2 separate regions of the Homo sapiens genome follow, and region 1 is linked to region 2. The links are chromatin contacts, found by Hi-C or POLR2A ChIA-PET in ENCODE. All regions are on one chromosome and are shown on one strand. The core of a region is the stretch at or near the end of the contact, and the rest is flanking DNA. Distances in the headings are between cores, read along the strand shown.

The links. Hi-C counts contacts between places; a loop is a spot of excess contacts on that map. ChIA-PET counts read pairs that join two places held with the same protein, here RNA polymerase II (POLR2A). Pooled maps may share reads with other maps.
Region 1: a loop to region 2 is called in a map of CD8-positive, alpha-beta T cell, with 30 times the contacts of the local background. The contact joins the promoter of HNRNPH2 here to the promoter of TRMT2B in region 2. A Hi-C loop is called at or near these places in 6 of 168 maps with a recorded cell type or tissue (B cell, CD4-positive, alpha-beta T cell, CD8-positive, alpha-beta T cell and 1 more), 4 of 37 single-sample maps with no recorded cell type and 18 of 50 pooled maps. POLR2A ChIA-PET finds 5 or more read pairs at or near these places in 5 of 52 experiments (CD8-positive, alpha-beta memory T cell, Caco-2, Panc1 and 2 more).

Annotation. Positions count from the first base shown.
Region 1 is chrX:101,404,267-101,410,209 of GRCh38, forward strand. HNRNPH2 (heterogeneous nuclear ribonucleoprotein H2) reads left to right here and starts at 3,956. Exons shown (of 2, transcript NM_019597.5): 1 at 3,956-4,053. All of the region lies in intron 3 of RPL36A-HNRNPH2 (RPL36A-HNRNPH2 readthrough), which reads left to right. GLA (galactosidase alpha) reads right to left here and starts at 3,659. Exons shown (of 7, transcript NM_000169.3): 1 at 3,444-3,659. The coding sequence starts at 3,637.
Region 2 is chrX:101,050,368-101,056,395 of GRCh38, forward strand. TRMT2B (tRNA methyltransferase 2B) reads right to left here and starts at 1,744. Exons shown (of 14, transcript NM_024917.6): 1 at 1,450-1,744; 2 at 884-1,366.

The sequences.
Region 1 (5,943 bases), core at 2,706-5,205, 360 kb after region 2:
CAGAAACTACAAAGTTAACATAATCAACAGATATCAACAATAATCCTATTTGGAGAAAAAGATCCCATTCACAAGAACAACTGAACAACCTAAAATGCCTAGAGATAAATTTAAGATACGTGCAAGGCCCATATGTTAAAACTATGATGCTCCTAAATGATTTGAATAAATGGAGAAATATTATTTTGCTCTTGGATAAGCATACTCAATATTAAAAATAAGTTAATTTTCCCTGCAATCCTTTGTATATTTAACAAAATCCTTAACAAAGCCCAAGAGTACTTAGGTTTCCTTTTTATCTTTTTTTTTTTTTTTTTTTTTGAGATGGAGTCTCCCTCTGTCACCCAGGCTGGAGTGCAGTGGCGCCATCTTGGCTCACTGCAACCTCTGCCTCCCCGGTTCAAGCGATTCTTCTACCTCAGCCTCCCGAGTAGCTGAGATTACAGGCATGTGCCATCGCATCCGGCTAATTTTTGTATCTTTAGTAGAGACAGGGTTTTGCATTTTGGCTAGGCTAGTCTTGAACTCCTGGCCTCAAGTGATCCACCTGCCTCAGACTCCCAAAATGCTGGGATTACAGGCGTGGGCCACCTGCCCAGCTTCCAAAAGGGCTTTTTAAGGAACTTGGCACAACATTACAAAAAGTTCACCTAAAAGATTACATACATGTACATTCATTAAAAGATGAAGGCTGGGCGTGGTGGCTCACGCCTGTAATAACAGCATTTTGGGAGGCCGAGGCAGGCAGATCACCTGAGGCTGGGAGTTTGAGACCAGCCTGACCAACATGGAGAAACCCCATCTCTACTAAAAATACAAAATAGCTAGGCGTGGTGGCGCATGCCTGTAATTCCAGCTACTCGCGAGGATGAGGCAGGAGAATTGCTTGAACCTGGGAGGCGGAGGTTGCGGTGAACCGAGATCGTGACATTGTACTCCAGCCTGGGCAACAAGAGCGAAACTCCAGCTCAAAAAAAAAAAAAAAAAGAAAAAAAAGATAAAGGAAGCTAGTGTGGAACTATTAGCATTAGAATAAGAATACACAGATTAATGGAATTAAACAAAGTTTCGAAAGAGGTCCTTCCAGCCATCTGATACCATGGGACTTATTATTTATTAAATGTGGCATTTCTGATAGAAGAACAAAGTTCAGATGGACTAAAGATTTAAATATTTTAAAAATCCACAAAAATACTAGTAAGAAACGTATATACTGTATTATCTTCAGGTAGGAAAGGACTTTCTCAGCATGACCCCAAAGTCAGAAATCAGAAAGGAAAAACTGATGTGTTTGATTACATAAATATCAAAACCAACACATAGGAAGAACCACTGTATTTGCAAGGTATGATAGACTAAAAAAGAAAAAAGAGGCCGGGTGCGGTGGCTCACACCTGTAATCCCAGCACTCTGGGAGGCCAAGGCGGGCAGATCACTTGAGGCCAGGAGTTCGAGACCAGCTTGGGCAACATGGTGAAACCCGTCTCTACTGAAAATACAAAAATTAGCTGGCCGTGGTGGTGTGCCTGTAATCCCAGCTACTCAGGAGACTACGACAGGAGAACTGCTTAAACCCGGGAGGTGGAGTTTGCACTGAGCAGAGATCGCGCCACTGCACTCCAACCTGGGTGACAGAGTGAGACCCCCTCTCAAAAAAAAAAGTAAGGCTGGGCACGGTGGCTCACACCAGCACTTTGGGAGGCTGAGGCGGGCGAATCACGAGGTCAGGAGATTGAGACCACCCTGGCTAACATGGTGAAACCCCGTCTGTACTAAAAAAAAAAAAAAAAAAAAAAAGAGCCAGGCGTGGTGGCAGGCGCCTGTAGTCCCAGCTACTCGGGAGGCTGAGGCAGAAGAATGGCGTGAACCCAGGAGGCGGAGCTTGCAGTGAGCCGAGATCGTGCCACTGCACTCCAGCCTGGGCGACAGAGCGAGACCCCGTCTCAAAAAAAAAAAAAAAAAAAAAGTGTAATTTACCCAATGTCACAGGGCTAAGTAACAATGAGGCAGAATTTGAGCCCAGACTGGGTGCCAGGGTCTTGCCATTAGCCAAACATGACATAAACATGATCCATTTTTTATGGAAAATAATGAAATAAAGAAATCTATGTTTTCATTTATATAGAAAACAATTGTAAGGTTGTATATTAACATTTAAACCATGATTATTTCTGGGTGGTGGAACGGTGGGGGGAAATCTTTATTTTCATTTTGCTCTTCTTTATCTACATTTTTTGCAATGATCATGCATTAGTTTTATAATCAGATGCAAATACCAATAAAAAAAAATCCGTGATGGGCAAAATTGCCACACATACTGTACCACAGGGTCACATGAAACTTACAAGGCCAATTTCTTCTGTGATGTCTGACCAACATCCTGACTTTATCTATAAAGATATTCATAGGAATAACTTATGGACACAGAAATGTACTGTGACTGCCACCTTTTACCAACATCTATCAGTGATTCCTAACCTTTTTTAAATCACAGAGCCCTTTGAGAATTTGAAGAAAGGTAAATATCCTCTCTCCAGAAAAATACACATATTCATTCAGATTTGTAGATTTACATTCATTTTCCCATTGAACATTTGCTCTGTAAGCGCAGTTGAATGGTCAAGCGCTGTGCTATGTACTTTAAATAGGTTATCTCCTTGAAAACTCACCTGTGTGAGATAAGAACTATTTTTCAGATTTTTTTTGTCAGCTCCCTGAAATTAAAAGGTTGTAATCCCAATTTACAGATAAGGATTGTGAGGGTCAGATATGTTCAATACCTATCTAATCCAGCCTCAACCCTCACGCAAAGGTGTAAATGTATAAAGTTCCTCCATGTCAACCTTCCAGCCTGATGCCACGCTCATGGGCGAGGTGGGAGAGATCTCAGCGACCTTATGGTCTCTCTAACTCCCTCGAGATACTGCCGAGAAATCCACGACCCCAAAAGGAGAAAAAATGGCACGAATCTTAGTTCCCCATTCCTCCTACCCACCCTAGATGTTCTAACGGTTAGCACCCGGCAGAGGAAGAGCAGAAGTTCACAAGAAGGGTCTGAATAGAACCGGGCAGGGCTACTTTGGGCACACTGCCTATGGGGTGGCCCTGCTCTGCAAGGAGCAGTGAAAAAAGAGAACCGGGCAGGGAGAGAGAGAAAGAGAGAGGAAAGAAGAGAAAGAGAAAGAGAAGGAGAACGAGAGAGAGAGAGAGAGAGAAAGAAACAGGGGCCGCTGGCCGGACTCCCATCCCAGGAAAGGTCACACAGAGAAAGTTTAGGGCTAGTCCTGATTCGGGACAGTTTGCTGGGGATAAAAAAGCAGCAGCAGAGTCGGGTGGGGGAGCTCTCCCTCGGGCTCAACTGTTCCCGTTGAGACTCTCCAGTTCCCCAAACACACCCAAACACATGGAAAAGCAAAGGGAAGGGAGTACCCAATATCTGATACCTGATGCAGGAATCTGGCTCTTCCTGGCAGTCAAGGTTGCACATGAAGCGCTCCCAGTGCAGCCAGCCCATGGTAGGCGTCCTTGCCAATCCATTGTCCAGTGCTCTAGCCCCAGGGATGTCCCAGGAAACGAGGGCCAGGAAGCGAAGCGCAAGCGCGCAGCCCAGATGTAGTTCTGGGTTCCTCAGCTGCATTGTCACGGTGACCGGACAGCATAAATTTCCGCGGGTAACCTGGGCTTTTAAGATTAACCTCAGGGGCGGACCAATCACCGATGACTTATTAAATAATGACGTTATTGTTTCTCTGGCAACTGGGACGGTTATCCCCAGAGGTAGACCAATAATCAGTCACGTAAGACGTTCCGCTAACCAATCACCCTCTTCCTTTCTTGATATTGACCCGCCCTATTTCCATACCAGAAGGAAGTGCGGCACCTTAGTGATCCCGAGTTTAAGCCGAGAGTTGCTCACGTGACCGAGATCTCACATGACGTAGGCGCTCACGTGATTACTCGCTTACGTGAGCAGAAGTAGTTCTGGTCGTCGTCTACCGTCTCGCTATAGCCGTTTGAGGGAAGAAGGAGGAAAATTACCCGGTATCGTTAGAGGTTGGTGTGTGGGTGGGAACTGGGGACCCAGGGGTGGTGATGATGAAGACCAGAGCGGGGTTCGGGGGCCGCCTCCGCCTCTTTCGTTCTCTGCTTTCCCCTCCCCCCTCGCGCTCTCTCCCTCCTCCCCCCCATCTCAGTGCCGGGAAGCCGCCTGTGCTGCGCCTGGTGGGGAAATGGTGGACGCTCATGACTGTGTATGTGTTTTTGTATATCTGTCTGTCTGGGCCGGTCTCGGGGGACCCCTAAGGGTGACCGTAAGGCGAAAAACGTTTGAAAACCACGGCCCTGAGTTAAGAAAAACAGATACTGAAAATAGTGGTCTGAGTGCTGGTCTATCCATTCAGGCACTCAGTCTCCACTGCCTGATTGTCTGTAAGGGGAGGCCCCAAGTGAATTTTATCTGTAGAGTCACATCTAGGCAAATGCGTGCTTGACAAAGGCGCCCAATAAATTACTTTACTGAATAGAGTATTTGAATAATGTTTATTTTTCTGCTGATAACAACAATCTACATATTCAATTTCGAACATTTGAAAAATAACAATATAGTATAAAATTTAAAAATACACATAATTCACCACCCGGAGACGACTGCTCAACCTGATGTCGTTACAGTTTTTTAAAAAATGTGTATAACACACATATAAATACACAAATTCTTAACTCACAAAGAGTCCTGGTTCCCACTTTAGCCAGCAGTCCTGATGGCCTTCCCAGGAGACGCAGTAATGAAGTAGAACCTCTCTGCCCCTACAGAAGGGCTCTTAAGGAATAGAGCGGTGCAGGGAATTAAATGGGACGGGTTATCCCAGGGATAAGGCAAGCAAAAAAAAAAAAAAAAATCCTGCAAAATGAAATAAAAAAACAGCTTGTAAATCTGTCACTGAGACCTTAGGATGGTTAATAGGAAAACTGTTATCACTGCAGATGCAGTGTGCTAGGCACATAATCGGCAATCAGTAAATGTTTGTTAAATCGTTTCCTCAGTGTAGTTTTATGGCCGTTATTACACTTTGTACTTTGTTTCCAAGAGGCCCAGTGCTCCCAGACCATTTCAGATAAACCATCCACATACAAAATTAGAAAATTTTATAAAATTTCCTATACCAAATCCCAGAAATGCAAACATTTTAATTTGTTTTATGTTACTTTTTTTGCTGAAGTAAAAGTAATTATTTCTGTAGAAATTTAAGGCTGCATAAAAAAATTGGAAAAATAACATGGAAAATCCATAAACCTCCCACTCAGAGTAACCACTAATATGTTCTTTCTAACTTAAAAAGAAAAAATCCCAGTACAGCAAATGTAAAGAATTAAAACTGTATAGAAGTATATAGGGTAAAAAGCGAAAAGCCCACTTCACCCCCCCACCCTTCAGTTCTCTCAAAAACAAGTTTGCTTCCAGATCTTTTATTTATTTACATACGTATATACATGCATGCCAATCTTTTACTATAAGTAGGATCATACTATGTATATTCTTTTATTTAATGTATTTTGGAGATCTTTCTGGGTCAAGGCAGATAGATTTTTTTTAAATGGCTGCATTGCATTCCAGTTTAAGGATAAAGTATAATTCATTCAGCCATTCCTCTAATGATGGCTATTTAGGTTTCCAATTTTCTGCCATTACTAACAGTGCTGCAAGGAACATTTGTAAGTATTTCTGTTGACTAGATTCCTGGAAGGATTCTAGCAGTGTCAAAGGGTATGGGAACATGTATTTTGTACACAGTTGATATTGTAAAGCAGTTGTGCTCTTGGGTCACTTACAATTATAGCATAAGTAATTTCTCATGTTATTAAATATTTTTGTAACTTTTAAAATTAAATGCATAATATTCGTTTTCTTAATAAAGTACTTTTCAAAGAATATATAGCTCCATA
Region 2 (6,028 bases), core at 494-2,993:
TGTCAGGGGAGACATTTGTTCACAGAAGAGACTATTTTCTTTTTATATTTTGTCCTGTTTTAAATAAGTGCTTGGGGCCAGGTGCGGTGGCTCACGCCTGCAATCCCAGCACTTTGGGAGGCCGAGGCTGACAGGTCACCTGAGCTCAGGAGTTTGAGACCAACCTGACCAACATGGAGAAACCCTGTCTATACTAAAAGTACAAAATTAGCCGGGTGTGGTGGCGCACGCCTGTAATCCCAGCTACTCGGGAGGCTGAGGCAGGAGAATCGCTTGAACCTGGGAGGCAGAGGTTGCGGTGAGGCGAGATCACACCATTGCACTCCAGCCTGGGCAACAAGAGTGAAACTCTGTCTCAAAAATAAAAATAAAAAATAAAAAATAAATGCTTGGGGGCCAGGCTCGGTGGCTCTCGCTTGTAATCCCAGCACTTTGGGAGGCCGAGGCAGCCGGATCACAAGGTCAGGAGTTCGAGAGCAGCCTGACCAACAGAGTGAAACCCAGTCTCTACTAAAAATACAAAAATTAGCTGGGCGTGGTGGCAGGCGCCTGTAATCCTAGCTACTCCAGAGGCTGAGGCAGGAGAATCACTTGAACCCGGGAGGCGGAGGTTGCAGTGAGCCGAGATCGCACCACTGCACTCCAGCCTGGGTGACAAAGCTAGACTCCGTCTCAAACAAATAAAAAATAAAAATGCTTGGGAGTTTTTTCCTCAGCAAAAAAAAAAAAAAGCGTGTGAGCAGTCGTGCTCGACTGTTCTATACCTGCCTCAGGAATTGATCAGGAAGAGTCCTGGAGTCCAGAGTAGCCCAAATAGGAAGGCAGGCTAACTCTCCTGTGCTCAGAGAGGTTCAAATCAAAGAGACTATGTGGTAGGTCTCACCTGCGCAGGGCCAAGGATCCCTTTTGGAGCAAAATGTTCACCCACCGACAAGGGTCCTGCTTGCACTCTCTGCTCACCCTTCCTTCAGCTGGACCGGCTCCAGACACTATTCCTTGCTAAACCAAACAAGCAAATGGGTTGACTGCTGTGTCGTGTCCCGAATGCAGCCCACAGGCAGTCAGGTCCTTGTCTCCCCAACAAGACTCCACTAGCCCTTCCATTCCCTTCTTCTTTAGGCAAGTTCTGCCCACTGTGTCTGTAGGAAGGGTTAACAAAGAGGAGACACTAGGAAAGGCTACCACTAAACTTGGCCGGTCTGCAGGGCCCGGGAAGGACAGAAAGTAAGGGAGTGGGAGGAGTTAGGGCACAGGCCCACGCTGGGCCGTACACGACCTTGCGCAGTCACCGTCGGGTCCCGTCTCCAGCCCCGCCTGCCTCCTCCATTCCCCGCCCCGCGGACAGTTTGGCATAGTAGGGAGTTTTCTGTAAAGCAAGGGTTAAATCAGGTTTTCCGGGCTATTTATCCACCTTACCTTCCTTCGTAACCAATAAATCCTCTTACAAACCTGAGGCGGCAAACTAAAAGGCCAGCGGATGGCCTGGTTTGCTGCGGCGGGGAAACAGTCACTTCCTGGTGCGCAAGGCGCCTCTACTCCCGCCGCACGCGCAGCCAACCCTTGGCAAGCGCGGCGGGACACGGGGCTCCTCCCAGCGTCGGCGAGGCAGCAGGCTCCGGCACCTCGACTCCTCTCGGGGAGTACCCCTCCCTACTTTGCTGGGGGAACCTTCTATGGAGACCTTCCTTAAAAGCACTCATAGCCCTGACACCCGCCGCCTTCCTTCTCTAAGTTCTCCTCTCCTCCCCTCCCCGGGGCCCCGCCCACCACCTGCTCTTTCCTCACCGTCCCATTGGTGGATCTACATAAGAGACTCACGAAGACGTTCACACTGCAGTGTTAACTGCGTTAGCCATCCCAGGGGTGCTTGCAGTTTAAGTCTTCCAACTCAAGGAATAGTTTTCTCATGATAGAATTGCAGACATCAGATCCCTAACGGGTTGGAAGATTGGGAGATGAGAAACAGGGTGGTTCCGTGAAATGGCATCCTTTGGTAAAAGCCAGATCTATTCTGGGCCGTGGGGTTTCTCAAGCATTCATTCTCTTTTAACACTGCATCAGAAAAATACTTTATAGTTTCTTCACTGGATCCCACTCAAGACTATTAAATCCTAAACCCTCAGAAATAATCTTTTTCTTCAACTACAGAACTCAAAAAGAGGACAGATGTCTCTTTTTGGTTGATTCACTACCTCCTGGACTACATTCAGTAATACCTCTAATTTTTAGAGGAGTCATTAGCCCAGCCACGAGTAAGAAAACTTGAAGTATACACACATCTGTGTGCTGTAAAATATTGTTGCTTTAATAGAGTAAAATTTACAGCAAAGTGAACCTACCGAGGTGGGTGCAGTGGCTCACGCCTGTAATCCCAGCAGTTTGGGAGGCCGAGGCGGAAGGATCACCTGAGGTCAGGGGTTCGAGACCAGCCTGACCAACATGGTGAAACCCCATCTCTACTAAAAATACAAAAATTAGCTAGGCGTGGTGGCGCACGCCTGTAATCCCAGCTGCTCAGGAGGCTGAGGCAGGAGAGTCACTCGAACCCAGGTGGTGGAGGTTGCAGTGAGCTGAGATCATGCCATTGCATTCCAGCCTGGGCAAAAAGAGTGAAACTCCGTTTCAAAAAAAAAAAATAGTGAACGTACATTTAATGATATTTAATTTTTATGCTTAATAGTAATTGTGCTCAAGTGGAAAACACTTTGTAGTCAACATTTCATGTATTAATATTTATTCAAAGCATAACATGCCTATTATGTGCAAGGCAATGTGTTAGCCTTAGTGAGTACAGTAGTAAATTAAACAAGGCCCAATACTTCAAATAGCAGCAAACATTGAGTCAGTCAGAATAGGATTCAAAGCCCAGATCTGCCACTTATTTTCTATTTTTCTGTTTTTTGAGACAGAGTTTTGCTCTTGTTGCCCAGGCTAGAGTGCAATGGTGTGATCTCGGCTCACCGCAACCTCCGCCTCCCAGGTTCAAGCGATTCTCCTGCCTCAGCCTCCCGAGTAGCTGGGATTACAGGAGTGCACCATCACGCCCAGCTAATTTTTGTATTTTTAGTAGAGATGGAGTTTCACCACGTCGGTCAGGCTGGTCTCGATCTCCTGACCTCAGGTGATCCGCCTGCCTCGGCCTCCCAAAGTGCTGGGATTACAGGCATAAGCCACCACCCCCAGCAGATCTGCCACTGATAAGCTGTGTCCACTGAGCAAGTTATTTAATTACTCAGTGCTTCAGTTTCATCATCTGAAAAAAAATGTCCACAATAATTTTACCTACCTCATACGGTTGTGACAACGATTAAATGAGTTAATACACACAAAGTGCTTAGAATACAGTAAGTACACAAAGTTAGCTATTATCATTCAAAATAAGTTGATATACTGTGTGTTCATACATTCTGAAGAAAATAAAAATATTTTACCCCAAAATAAATGTATTTGCCATATGTTTGAAATGGCTGCCTCAGGACCAGAGGACTGAGATGGGGGAAATTTGCATCTGTAGAGAACCTCCTTGAATACAGCCAAGCTTCCCATTTCTATGCCTTACCTGGATCCAGGAGAGATTGAGAGTCTGACATCTTTAAAAGTTTGAAAAGAAGCATTTACCAGCTATTCTTTCGGAAGGAGGCTTCCTCTACATGACAAGGCCACCTTCACAAACCAAGTCTCTTCCTTTCTTCCATAACCTATCTTGCCACTAAAACCTGTTTTTGTATATACTCTGAGTTCGTCCACATTCTTTCTGTAATTTCTTACTTTTTTTTTTTGAGGTGGAGTCTCGCTCTGTCACCCAGGCTGGAGTGCAGTGGCGCGATCTCGGCTCACTGTTGCAAGCTCCGCCTCCCGGGTTCATGCCATTCTCCTGCCTCAGCCTCCCAAGTAGCTGGGACTACAGGCGCCCGCCACCACGCCTGGCTAATTTTTTGTATTTTTAGTAGTGACGGCGTTTCACCGTGTTAGCCAGGATGGTCTTGATCTCCCAACCTCGTGATCCACCCGCCTCGGCTTCCAAAAGTCCTGGGATTACAGCCGTGAGCCACCACGCCCGGCTTTTTTTTTTTTTGAGATGGAGTCTCGCTCTGTCACCCAGGCTGGAGTGCAGTGGCGCGATCTCGGCTCACTGCAACCTCTGCCTCCCGGGTTCGAGCGATTCTCCTGCCTCAGCCTCCCTAGTAGCTGGACTACAGGCTTGCACCACCACGCCCAGCTAATTTTTGTATTTTTAGTAGAGACGGGGTTTCAACATGTTGGCCAGGATGGTCTCGATCTCTTGACCTCGTGATCTGCCCGCCTCGGCCTCCCAAAGTGCTGGGATTACAGGCATGAGCCACGCCTGGTCTCTTTCTGTAATTTCAAGATGATATATAAGCTTCTGTTAATTATTGGGAGGTTGGGTCTCCATGATGAAGGCTCCCATGTGTACATGTTAAATAAATTTGTATGCCTTTTCTCCTATGAATCAGCCTCATATCAGTGATATTTTAGTGAACCTTCAGGGGCCAATGACTTTGGCCCCCACAACACACACACACACACACACACACACACACACACACACAAACACACACGTGTATGTTTCTTGTTTTTTAAAGAGAGATTTCACTTCCATCCTAAACCCTTGAGGAGGTAAATGTTTGACTCAAATTGCCACTATCCTAACTGCTCTCATGGCTCATAAGCAAAATTTGAACTCAAACCACTGCTTCAGCCTTCTAGGCCCATGCAGGGCTATCAAGTGAGACCAGGCCAGAGAATTTACCTTTGGCTCTATTTTCCCTTTCTCATCTTTTAATCCCCTCTTATATGGCTAGACAGCTCTACACCTTTTATCACCTCCTCTTCCCCTTTCTTCCCCTTCCCAAGCCCTTCTGCTCCTTTATCACTTCTCGTTTTGGCCTTCTGTGTTGTGCCTAGCACAGAATCAGGTGTCCCATACGAGCTCAATAAATATTAATATTTGATTAATTAAACTGAATTCCATCTTGTCTGCTGAAAGAGAGAAGGCATTTCCTCCCTCACCCCCACCTATTTTGAGCATCCAGGCAAATTCATTTAAAGCAGGCCTGTCATTCAAGGAGGAAAACCCTGAGGGGTAGAGAGAGAAAAGAGATTAAAGCAGCTATAATGTAATTATTTAGCCATTAACCCCTTTATATTTATTTAATCTGGTAAAGCATATTCTACTATAAAAGCGAAATCATTACATTTGTAAGAGGGGAAAGAAATACCCCGTATTATAGGAAAGGTTAGACCCTTCAACCAGAAAGTCAGTAAGTGGATATGTCATAGATGATAAGGAATATTGTTAACTCAAATAAGAGCTGGAACCAAGATAACCTTTTACTTAATTTTGTTATTAGCAAACCAAATCACAACAAAGTGAAATCCCTAGGAATTTGTCAAACATTCTCATTTTGGTGCAAGGAAAAGATAGCTGAGAGGCTACAGCATTCGCTCTCAGAAATAACATATTAAAATTTACCAAGCAGGAGCATCGCCATCTTGGACAAGCACCACAATTCTAAAGTTCTCCTTGATCAAAAACCACCTAAGGCCGGGTAAGGAGGCTCATGCCTGTAATCCCAGCACTTTGGGAGGCTGAGGCGGGCAGTATCACCTGAGGTCAGGAGTTCAAGACCAGCCTGGCCAACATGGTGAAACCCCGTCTCTACTAAAAATACAAAAAGTAGCTGGGCGTGGTGGTGCATGCCTGTAATCCCCGCTATTCAGGAGCTGAAACAGGAGAATTGCTTTTTTTTCTTCTTTTTTTCTTTTCTTTTCCTTTTTTTTTTTTTTTTTTTTTTTTTTTGAGATGGAGTTTCACTCTTGTTGCCCAGGCTGGAGTGCAATGGTGTGAATTCAGCTCACTGCAACCTCCGCCTCCTGGGTTCAAGCAATTCTCCTGCTTCATCCTCCCAAGTAGCTGGGATTACAGGGACCTGCCACCACACCTGGCTAATTTTTTGTATTTTTAGTAGAGACAGGGTTTTGCCATGCTGGCCAGGCTGGTCTTGAA